2 separate regions of the Homo sapiens genome follow, and region 2 is linked to region 1. The links are chromatin contacts, found by Hi-C or POLR2A ChIA-PET in ENCODE. All regions are on one chromosome and are shown on one strand. Each heading gives the region's core, a stretch centred on a gene start or an enhancer-like site at or near the end of the contact. The rest is flanking DNA. Distances are from core to core; before and after follow the strand shown. Region 1 has its middle 80 kb from the start of EYA2. Region 2 overlaps EYA2 (EYA transcriptional coactivator and phosphatase 2).

The links. A loop is a pair of places that touch in the nucleus more often than their neighbours do. ChIA-PET counts read pairs that join two places held with the same protein, here RNA polymerase II (POLR2A).
Region 2: a loop to region 1 is called in a map of PC-9, with 2.0 times the contacts of the local background. The contact joins two enhancer-like sites. A Hi-C loop is called at or near these places in 2 of 168 maps with a recorded cell type or tissue (PC-9 and chondrocyte). POLR2A ChIA-PET finds 5 or more read pairs at or near these places in 2 of 52 experiments (WTC11 and activated naive CD4-positive, alpha-beta T cell).

The regions. Positions count from the first base shown.
Region 1 is chr20:46,812,296-46,816,694 of GRCh38, forward strand. No RefSeq gene overlaps it. Among named protein-coding and RNA genes, the nearest start is that of EYA2, 80 kb to the right of the region's middle. Within about 2 kb of position 2,521, at least 3 of the 41 ENCODE cell types and tissues checked have a DNase peak (open chromatin) inside an H3K27ac peak, as active enhancers do; they include PC-9, where a contact is called at or near this core.
Region 2 is chr20:47,138,439-47,142,837 of GRCh38, forward strand. The region is part of intron 9 of EYA2 (EYA transcriptional coactivator and phosphatase 2); the gene reads left to right. Among named protein-coding and RNA genes, the nearest start is that of MIR3616, 26 kb to the right of the region's middle. Within about 2 kb of position 1,818, at least 3 of the 41 ENCODE cell types and tissues checked have a DNase peak (open chromatin) inside an H3K27ac peak, as active enhancers do; they include PC-9, where a contact is called at or near this core.

The DNA of each region.
Region 1 (4,399 bases), core at 1,271-3,770:
CTTTACCCTTGCCAACATCAGTTTTCTCATCTGTAGAATGGTGTAATAAGAGAGCTGTTGCAGGAGTTAAATGAGACAATGTGTGAAACTGCCTAGCCTAGGTGCTGGCAAACAGCAAACACCTGTAGTAAGTATTTTTTATTATTTCTTATTATACAAGTAATACATACTATTCACTGTTAAGAATCCACATTTTATCCAATTATGTAAGATTAAAAGCTAAACTACTCTATAATTTCACCTCTACCTGAGATCACCATTGATAACAGTTTTGTGTCTTGCCCCATGATTTTTTTTTCTTTTTCTCTTTTTTTTTTTTTTTTTTTTTTTTTTGAGACAGAGTCTCACTCTGTCGCCCAGGCTGGAGTGCAGTGGCACAATCTCGGCTCACTGCAACCTCCACCTCCTGGGTTCAAGCGGTTCTCCTGCCTCAGCCTCCTGAGTAGCTGAGATTACAGGCTCCTGCCACCACGCCTGGCTAATTTTTATATTTTTAGTAGAATGTTGGCCAGGGTGGTCTCGAACTCCTGGCTGCAAGTGATCCACTCGCCTCGGCCTCCCAAAGTGCTGAGATTACAGGTGTGAGCCACCGCACCTGGCTGCCCCATGATTTTTTCTACACTATATGTATAATAAATAAATACAGATAGATCTATGCGTAAATATAGATTCCAGAATCAAATAGAAGAAGTTTCACTTAGAGGCTGAAACCTTGGAGTCTGGAGCTAGACTTCCTGCACTAAAAAACCTGGCTCTTGTTTCCCTGCTGTGTGTCCCTGGGAAAACTACTTAACTTCTCTGGACCCCAGTTTCCTCATCTATAGCCTTGTAGGAAAGTTGTGAGATTAATACAAAACATTTCCAACAGTGCAAATAGAAATATGAGCTTCATTATAGGTGTGGTTTTGTAACTTTCTTCCTTAATATGTCTTAGATGTTTTTATGTGTTGGAAAATTTGAAATAATATTCTTTTTAACGGCTGTAGAATATGCCACCGTATGGCTCCATGTAAGCAGCCGTCTTCTAAGAAGGACTGGACTGGTTTCCCATGCTGCGGTGAGCACTCTTGAACACACTCTTTTGTGTGACAGTTCCCCTAACGTCAAGCCTGAGGGGTGGTATCTGCTGGATAAGGCCCCTTATGGTCTGGCACAAGCAGGATCAGAAGTAGGGTGAGGTGAGTGAAGCATTCAGGCACAAAATTTAAGAGGATGCCCCAAAAACTCAGTAATCAAGATAAATTGTATCTTAATGCAATATTTTTAAAAATCAAAATTAATGCTAAAAACCATCCATAATGAGCAAAATATCAACGTTTTAAAGACAGCATCTGACAGTGTCATACTGGCTTTGTTGAGCCTGTGGCCAAAGGAAAAACGTGCCTTCATATACATATTTTAATGTATTCTTTAATGGTAATTTTCTCCCAAATCGTTGAAGTAGTTGAAAAATATACACTGAAAAGTTAGAAGTAAGTGTATTAAAACTCACAGCATTACTTATGTTTTATTTTATTTATACCCCAAACAGAATTTGTATCAATTTTACTTTGCTGGGTTTAATGGAAGCAAACTCATCGCTAATATTTTCAAAATCTACTCCTGGAAAGAATTTAACTGTGAAAAAATAGATTATTTATATGTATGAGGCTAGCCGGGCATGGTTGCGAATGTCTGTAGTTCCAGCTACTCAGGAGGCTGAGGCAGGAGGATCGCTTGAGCCTGGGAGCTCGAGGCTTCAGTGAGCTAAGATCGAGCCACTGAACTCCAGCCTAGGTGACACAGTGAGATCCTGTCTCAATGATAATAATAATAATAATAATAATAATAAGGCTGGGTGCAGTGGCTCATGCCTGTAATCCTAGAACTTTGGGAGGCCAAGGTGGGGGCGGATCATGAAGTCAGGAGTTCAGGACCAGCCTGACCAACATGGTGAAACCCCGTCTCTACTAAAAAAAAAAAAAAAAAAAAAAAAAAATTAGCCGGGCGTGGTGGCAAGTGGCTATAATCACAGCTACTCAGGAGGCGGAGGCAGGAGAATCACTTGAACTCGGGTGGCAGAGGTTGCAGTGAGCTGAGATCGCGCCACTGCACTCCAACCTGGGTGACAGAGTGAGACTCCGTCTCAAATAATAATAATAATATTAATAATTTTTTAAAGTCATATATATGAAGGCTGCACATTTTCCCTTTGGCCTCAGGCTTCAAAATGACTCAACAAGGTGCTGGTATCGTTAATTTGCCTTTGCAGAGGGTGGCACCAATTGATGCTTCCACTGACAGCAGGCTCCATTTTTTCAAGCACCTTTTGGGATTAAGCTGCTCAGCAGAGGGTCATTATCCCCACATTTGGGCCTTCATCTGGGAGGAGCCAGGAGCTGGTATGCCTACCTGGGCTGGCTTTCTGTCCTCCCTTTCTTGTGAGAGCTTCCCAGATGCCTCTGCCAAGCCTGGGCAGCTCAGGTTACTGCAGACTCTAAGAGCTGCCTTATCTCAGATCTGCAAAGCCCCAGCACTTCATTCTCAGGAAAACCTTTTAACTCTGGGGTAGACAAACTCTAAAAACTCTAGAGCTGCCTTGGGGCAATGACAGCAGCTCCTCGATGGACTAGATCTGGGACCCCTGCAGAAATAATCTCATGAATGTTCCCTTACCTGTGGCCAGCAAGACCTGCTCCATTCCTTCCTTTATTTACATCCTCAGTGGCTACCCTGAGTCACTGCTCTGATCAGCCCTGAGTCAAAGCCTGGGACCGAGGCGAGTTAGTCATGGTCTCTGGAGCTCAAAGGGGCAGACAGACGGGTAAACAAAGAGTTTCCAAGACTCTTTCATGTCTGTTATTATCTCACCACATTGTCCCCAGAGACTTGGGAGCACTTGGGCCAGATATAATTGGATGTCAATAGGCATCTCAATCTTAACATGTCTAAAGCAGTAATACTAATAACAAAACCACTAGTAATAATAATAATAGTGTTTACTGCACAAGGCACTGTTATAAGTGCTTTACATATTGTAACTCACTCAGTCCTCATCACGACCCTCTGAAGTACAGCTTTTAGTTTCATTTTACAGATAAAGAAATCGAGGCATTAAGGGACTCAGTGGCTTGCCTAAGTTCCTGCAGATGTTAAATGGCAGTGCTGGGACATGTACCCAAGGGTCTGGCTCCAGAGTCCGTGCTCTTAACAATGACCCTCTGATCTTCAGTTCCTTCCCATTTCCCCTATATCTTCCACATCTCACAAAGTGGCATCGCACAAAAAAATAAATAAATAAAAACATCTATGCACCATTTTTATTCCACTCTTACCCAATTCTTTTCATACCTGACTTCTCGTCATCACTCAAATATCAGAGATGTCTCAAATTTCAGTTTTCCTGAAAGCAATCACTGAGAAAGGGATTCAAGGGTACGTAGCTTATTTAAGAGATGAGAGGTGACGGTTCAAGGAGAAGCATTGAAGAAGACAGAGGAGAAAAGTCAGCAGATACAGTGTGCCTTATCAAGTCAGCCACCACAACAGGTGACCACAGACAGCTTCATCCCTCCAACAAACTCTGGGAAAGAGTGCAAAGCACACAGCTCAGAATTATTCCGTCTACACTTCGAGGGAGCTGGGATATTGATACGCTAACTCCTGAGAGTCATTGGTTGAGATGTACTGGGGAGGAGTGTGCAGTGTTAAATCGTGGGCACTTCTTCCAGCCAGCAGCAAGTCCTTCCAGTTTCAGGGAAAAAAACCCAGGTAAAGATGCAGATACTGGCAATTAAAAGTCACTAGAGCATCTAGGGACCATTTGCTATCCCTCACCTACTCCTCCTCATCTCTTTCTTCTTGTACGTAAGACGCAGAAGAAAAGGAAAGCAATACAGAGTATATCACCAAGCAGGTTTTCAGCGTGAGCAAATAGAGCTTAATCTCACTGGGGTGCTTGGGGAGGCAGCACAAAATATGTGCCTCAGAGTGATCCCACCTGTGGGGAGAGGGAGTGGAGGTATTTATCCTCCACCCTCGAATTGATTGGTTGAGGGCTGCTTCTGGGGTATTAACCCAACAGCACTTCTGGCTTGCTCTGAACATGGGCCAAGCATGCTCCCAGGGCCAGAAAAAGTGCCTCAGGTGGAGAAGTGCAGGTGTTTGCAGTAAGCGTTTTTGGTGAGAGGAAGACAGTACAAGAGGATGGAGAAGGAGCAGCACCAGTGGCTGCTTCAAATAGCTTACTCATCCGAAGGAGAACCAGATGACAGTGACCATTTAGTAAGCACCTACTGTTTGCCTGGCTTCACGCTGAGTGATTTCCTTATATAAGTTCACTGCAAAACTTGCTTTTATATCATTACCTTTAAAAAAAAAAAAAGAAGGCAAAGTTTAGAGAAAGTAGGACTTTACCTAA
Region 2 (4,399 bases), core at 568-3,067, 330 kb after region 1:
AATCCCTTCTCTTTTAAAAAATTCTAGAAGGCTGGGCATGGTGGCTCACGCCTGTAATCCTAGCACTTTGGGAGGCCGAGGTGGGTGGATCGCTTGAGCTCAGGAGTTTGAGACCAGCCTGGGCAACATGGTGAAACCCCTGTCTCTACAAAAAAAAATACAAAAAAATTAGCCAGGCGTGGTGGTGCACACCTGTAGTCCCAATTACTTGGGGGCTGAGGCAGGAGGATCACTTGAACCTGGGAGGTCGAGGCTGCAGTGAGCCAAGATTGTGCCACTCTACTCTGGGTGACAAAGTGAGACCCTGTCTCAAAAAAAAAAAAAATCTAGAATATTCTAGATAATACTGAAGTTCACTTTGACCATCACTTTTAATTCCTGTTCCTTCCTCTCTGCCTTCTAGAAGTAACTGCCTTTCTTTTTGTGTACAGCCTTTCAGATATGTATAAATATGTAAGTGCACATGGAAAATATAGTAACATTTTATGTGTCTCTAATAAACGGTAATAACATACAGTACATAGTACATAATGCAATCAGAAAACTTTTTTTCACTCCAGTGTATTTTTTGATGTGTCCCTGTTAATACATGGAGATCTGGTGCATTTCCTTCCATTGAAATTTCATTTCCCATTGTATGAATAGACCACATTTCATTTTTCAAGTCTGCTTTGAAGTGATAGCTAAATTATTCCCAATCTTTTGCTATTTACTAACAATTCTGTAATGAACATCTTCGATATGTCCCCTTGCTCATGTGTATGAGATTTTCTGTAGGATAGATAATGAAAAGTGGAATTACTGAGTATGTTGCCTGTTATTTTTAAATTGTTAATCCAAGAAATATATGCCTATAGTTTAATATTCATAGTTCTACAAAGGAATATATATGGAAAACAGCAGTCCTCAGTGACTGCCCACCACCCTTTTTTCCTGCCCAGGGGCAACAACTCTTGCTGCTGCCTTTAAAAATGTAACCTCCAAATTATTTTTATTTTATTTTATTTTTTTGGTACGGAGTTTCACTCTTGTTGCCCAGGCTGGAGTGCAGTGGCACAATCTCGGCTCACCACAACCTCCTCCTCCTGGGTTCAAGCAATTCTGCCTCAGCCTCCCGAATAGCTGGGATTACAGGCATGCGCCACCACACCCGGCTAATTTTTGTACTTTTAGTGGAGACGGGGTTTCTCCATGTTGGTCAGGCTGGTCTCGAACTCCTGACCTCAAATGATCTACCCGCCTCGGCCTCCCAAAGCACTGGATTACAGGTGTGAGCCACTGCACCCAGCCTCACTCCCAAATTTCTAAGTAACATCCTTAGGTGCTACTTCTTGATTCTTTTTTTCCCCCCATTGTAGGCATGATCTCTGGCTTCCCAAAATATACTAATTGAGCTCTCTTTTCTCACCCTTGACCCCAACACACACATGCAAACTTTCTCTTCATGTCTTCCCAGTATCAGTCAATCATAACTTGAGCTTTACCAATATGCGGTATTTGCCTTCTTACAACTATATAAATACTCTTCACAGAGAAGTCATTTGGTATGCAATAATTACTTTTCCTTCTCTGTGTGCTGGCCTGGGAGGTGACAACTTTCAGAATAAATCCTTTCAGCAAACAAGTCTGGGTGGCAGCTCCTTCTTGCTTCTTGTCCAGTACATGGAGGGTTGGTAATCAGTGATTAGGTGCACGAATTGCTCCGTCAAAGAGGAGTGTGTGATTGTGCAGAGGTGAAATGCTTTGGATATGAGTAATGCAAAACCTTTTCCCAGGTCACACACGATTCCCTCCTAGGCCCTGAGAAGTTTGTTTTCCTCATTTGCTCTTCATTTTTCACTGAGTACCCTGCCCCATCGACTTCCAGCCAGGACCAAGAGTGCTAAGCTTTGGCTCTCGGGGCCTTGATGAAGTGTTTTGCCTAATGGCTGTGTTCCTGGGCCTGATTCTTCACAGTTGTGTGTGTGAAGCTGAGATCACCAGCTGCATTTTTTTCTTTCTTTTTTTTTAAGGGTCAAAAAGGGTTTATGTCCTTAATTATTTATTTTTATAATAGAAATAATATAGCCTCCAGTGAAAAATTTAAACAGGAAAAGGACTGTATGGAGCAAGGGGACAAGGCCCCTGTCGCTCCTCTCCCAACTCAGCCCCTTTGAGTCCTCAGAAGCAGTGTTGTTCCAGAACCAGATTACCTATGTTCTAATCTCAGCATTTGTTAGCTTGTATGGCCTTGAACAAGTTGCCTAACCTTTGTATGCCTCCATTTTCTCATCTATAAAATGGGTGTTTTAGTCCATTTAGTGTTGCTATAATAGAGTACCTGAGGCTGGATAATTTATAAAGAAAAGGGGTTTATTTGACTTATGATTCTGGGGATCGGCAAGTTCAAGATTGGGTAGCTGTACCTGGTGAGGGCCTCAAGCTGCTTCCATTCATGGTGGAAAGTGGAAGGGGAGTCAACGTGTGCAAAGATCACATGGGGAGAGAGGAAGTCAACTCTTTTAACAACTCACACTCTTGGAAACTAATCTATTCCTGAGAGACTGAGAATTCACTGACTCTCATGGGAAGGCATTAATCTATTCATGACCCAAACACCTCCTACTAGGCCTTACCTCCCAACACTGCCACATTGGAGATCAAATTTCAACACGAGTTGTGACAGGAACAAACCAAATCCAAACCATAGCAATGGAAAAATAATAGTGTTCACCTCACAGAGTTTGGTGGGGATTAAATGAGTTAATACTTATAAAGTGGCACAGAGAAAGCACTTCATAGATATTAGCCAGGAATATTAGCCAGGAATATTATTAACAGTGTGTTTTATATCCTCCTAGACTAGTGGTTCTTAACCTTGACTGCATATTGAAATCTAGACTAGTGGTTCTTAACCTTGACTGCATATTGAAATCACCTGGGGAGCTTTAAACTTCTTGGTGCCTGGACCCTGCTGTCAGCAATTCTGATTTTATTGGTCTGGAGAGCAGCCTGGGCATCAGGATTTTTAAAGGCTTCTCAGAGCATCACAATATGTATCCAGGGGTGGAAACCATTGTGCTGCATATTTTCCATGTGTATCGGTTAGGATAGGTAAGGGCATGCTGCAGTAACAAACATCCCCAAAATCTCATCTACTTCTCATTTATGATACATGTCCATTGTGGTCAGCTGTATCTCTGATCCACATCATCTTTATTCTGGAACCCAAGCCAACAGAATATGTGTGGGCATTGGTGAACATAGCTGCCTTCCAGGCTAACAGAATAAATATCCAGAATACTTGCAGCCTTGTGAAGTGAGAAAAGAGAGTGCATGGGGAAGTGTGCACTGGCTCCTAAAAACTTCTGATCAAAAGTGAAACATAACTTTTGCCCACATATCACTGGCCAAAGCAAGTTGCATGGTCCAATTTCTAAGTAACATGCGTATGTGCTCCTTCTTGTAGCACATACAAGAAGTATGTTTTTTCAGTTGTAGGTATGATCTCTTGCTTCCCAAAATAGAAGAATTGAGCTCTCTTTTCTCACCCTTGACCCCATCACACATATGCAAACGTTCTCTTCATGTCCTCCCAATATTAATCAATCATAACCTGAATTGAACAGGGAGGGTATGTGTCAGCGGCTGGATGGTAAATATTTTAGGCTTTGTGGGACACACAGTCTACTCACCTCTGACTTTGTAGTACAGTGTAGACAATACACTGATTTTCTAAAAAAATGTAAAAACCATTCTTAACTCATTAGTCATACAAAAACAAGCAGCAGGCCAGGTATGGCGTGGGGGCTGCAGCTTGCCAACCCCTGCTACATGTCCTCCTTTTGCAGGGAGAAGCACCTCAGGGAGGGACCCCAAATATGGGTGAACAGCAGTACAGTCTACCACACTGTGTATACAGAAAGGAGGCACTTTCATTGCACAAGTGTGCAAATTCATACGTTATGCTGTGTTGCAGCTTGCTTTTGTTACTTAGTACTGTATCTCTTGATGACAGTTTCATATCAGTAACTCCAGAATGACTTCGTTTGTATAATGGCTGCCTAGTTTTCCCTCCTATGAATGTACCATAGTGCCTTTGTGTTTGTGTGTTTTTATCATTAACCCTCTATTGTTGGATAACAGGGATTTTTTTAAATATCAAGAGGAGGGAGTAAGGCAGTGTGCCTAGAGAGATTGTTGGAGAGAGAGACTCAACATCCCAACTCTCCCAGTAGTTTATACTGAAATCTTCCAGACCTCCCTGAAAACAAAAATGTGTTGGGGGCAACCCCTGAAAACATGCATTTGCCAGGAGGCCCTGTTTTATTACAGCCATATCATATCTGTGATAAGTGTCCTTGCAACGCTGAACACTGTTGCAATCCCAGGGTCATTTTCCAGGAGATTTAAATACTGG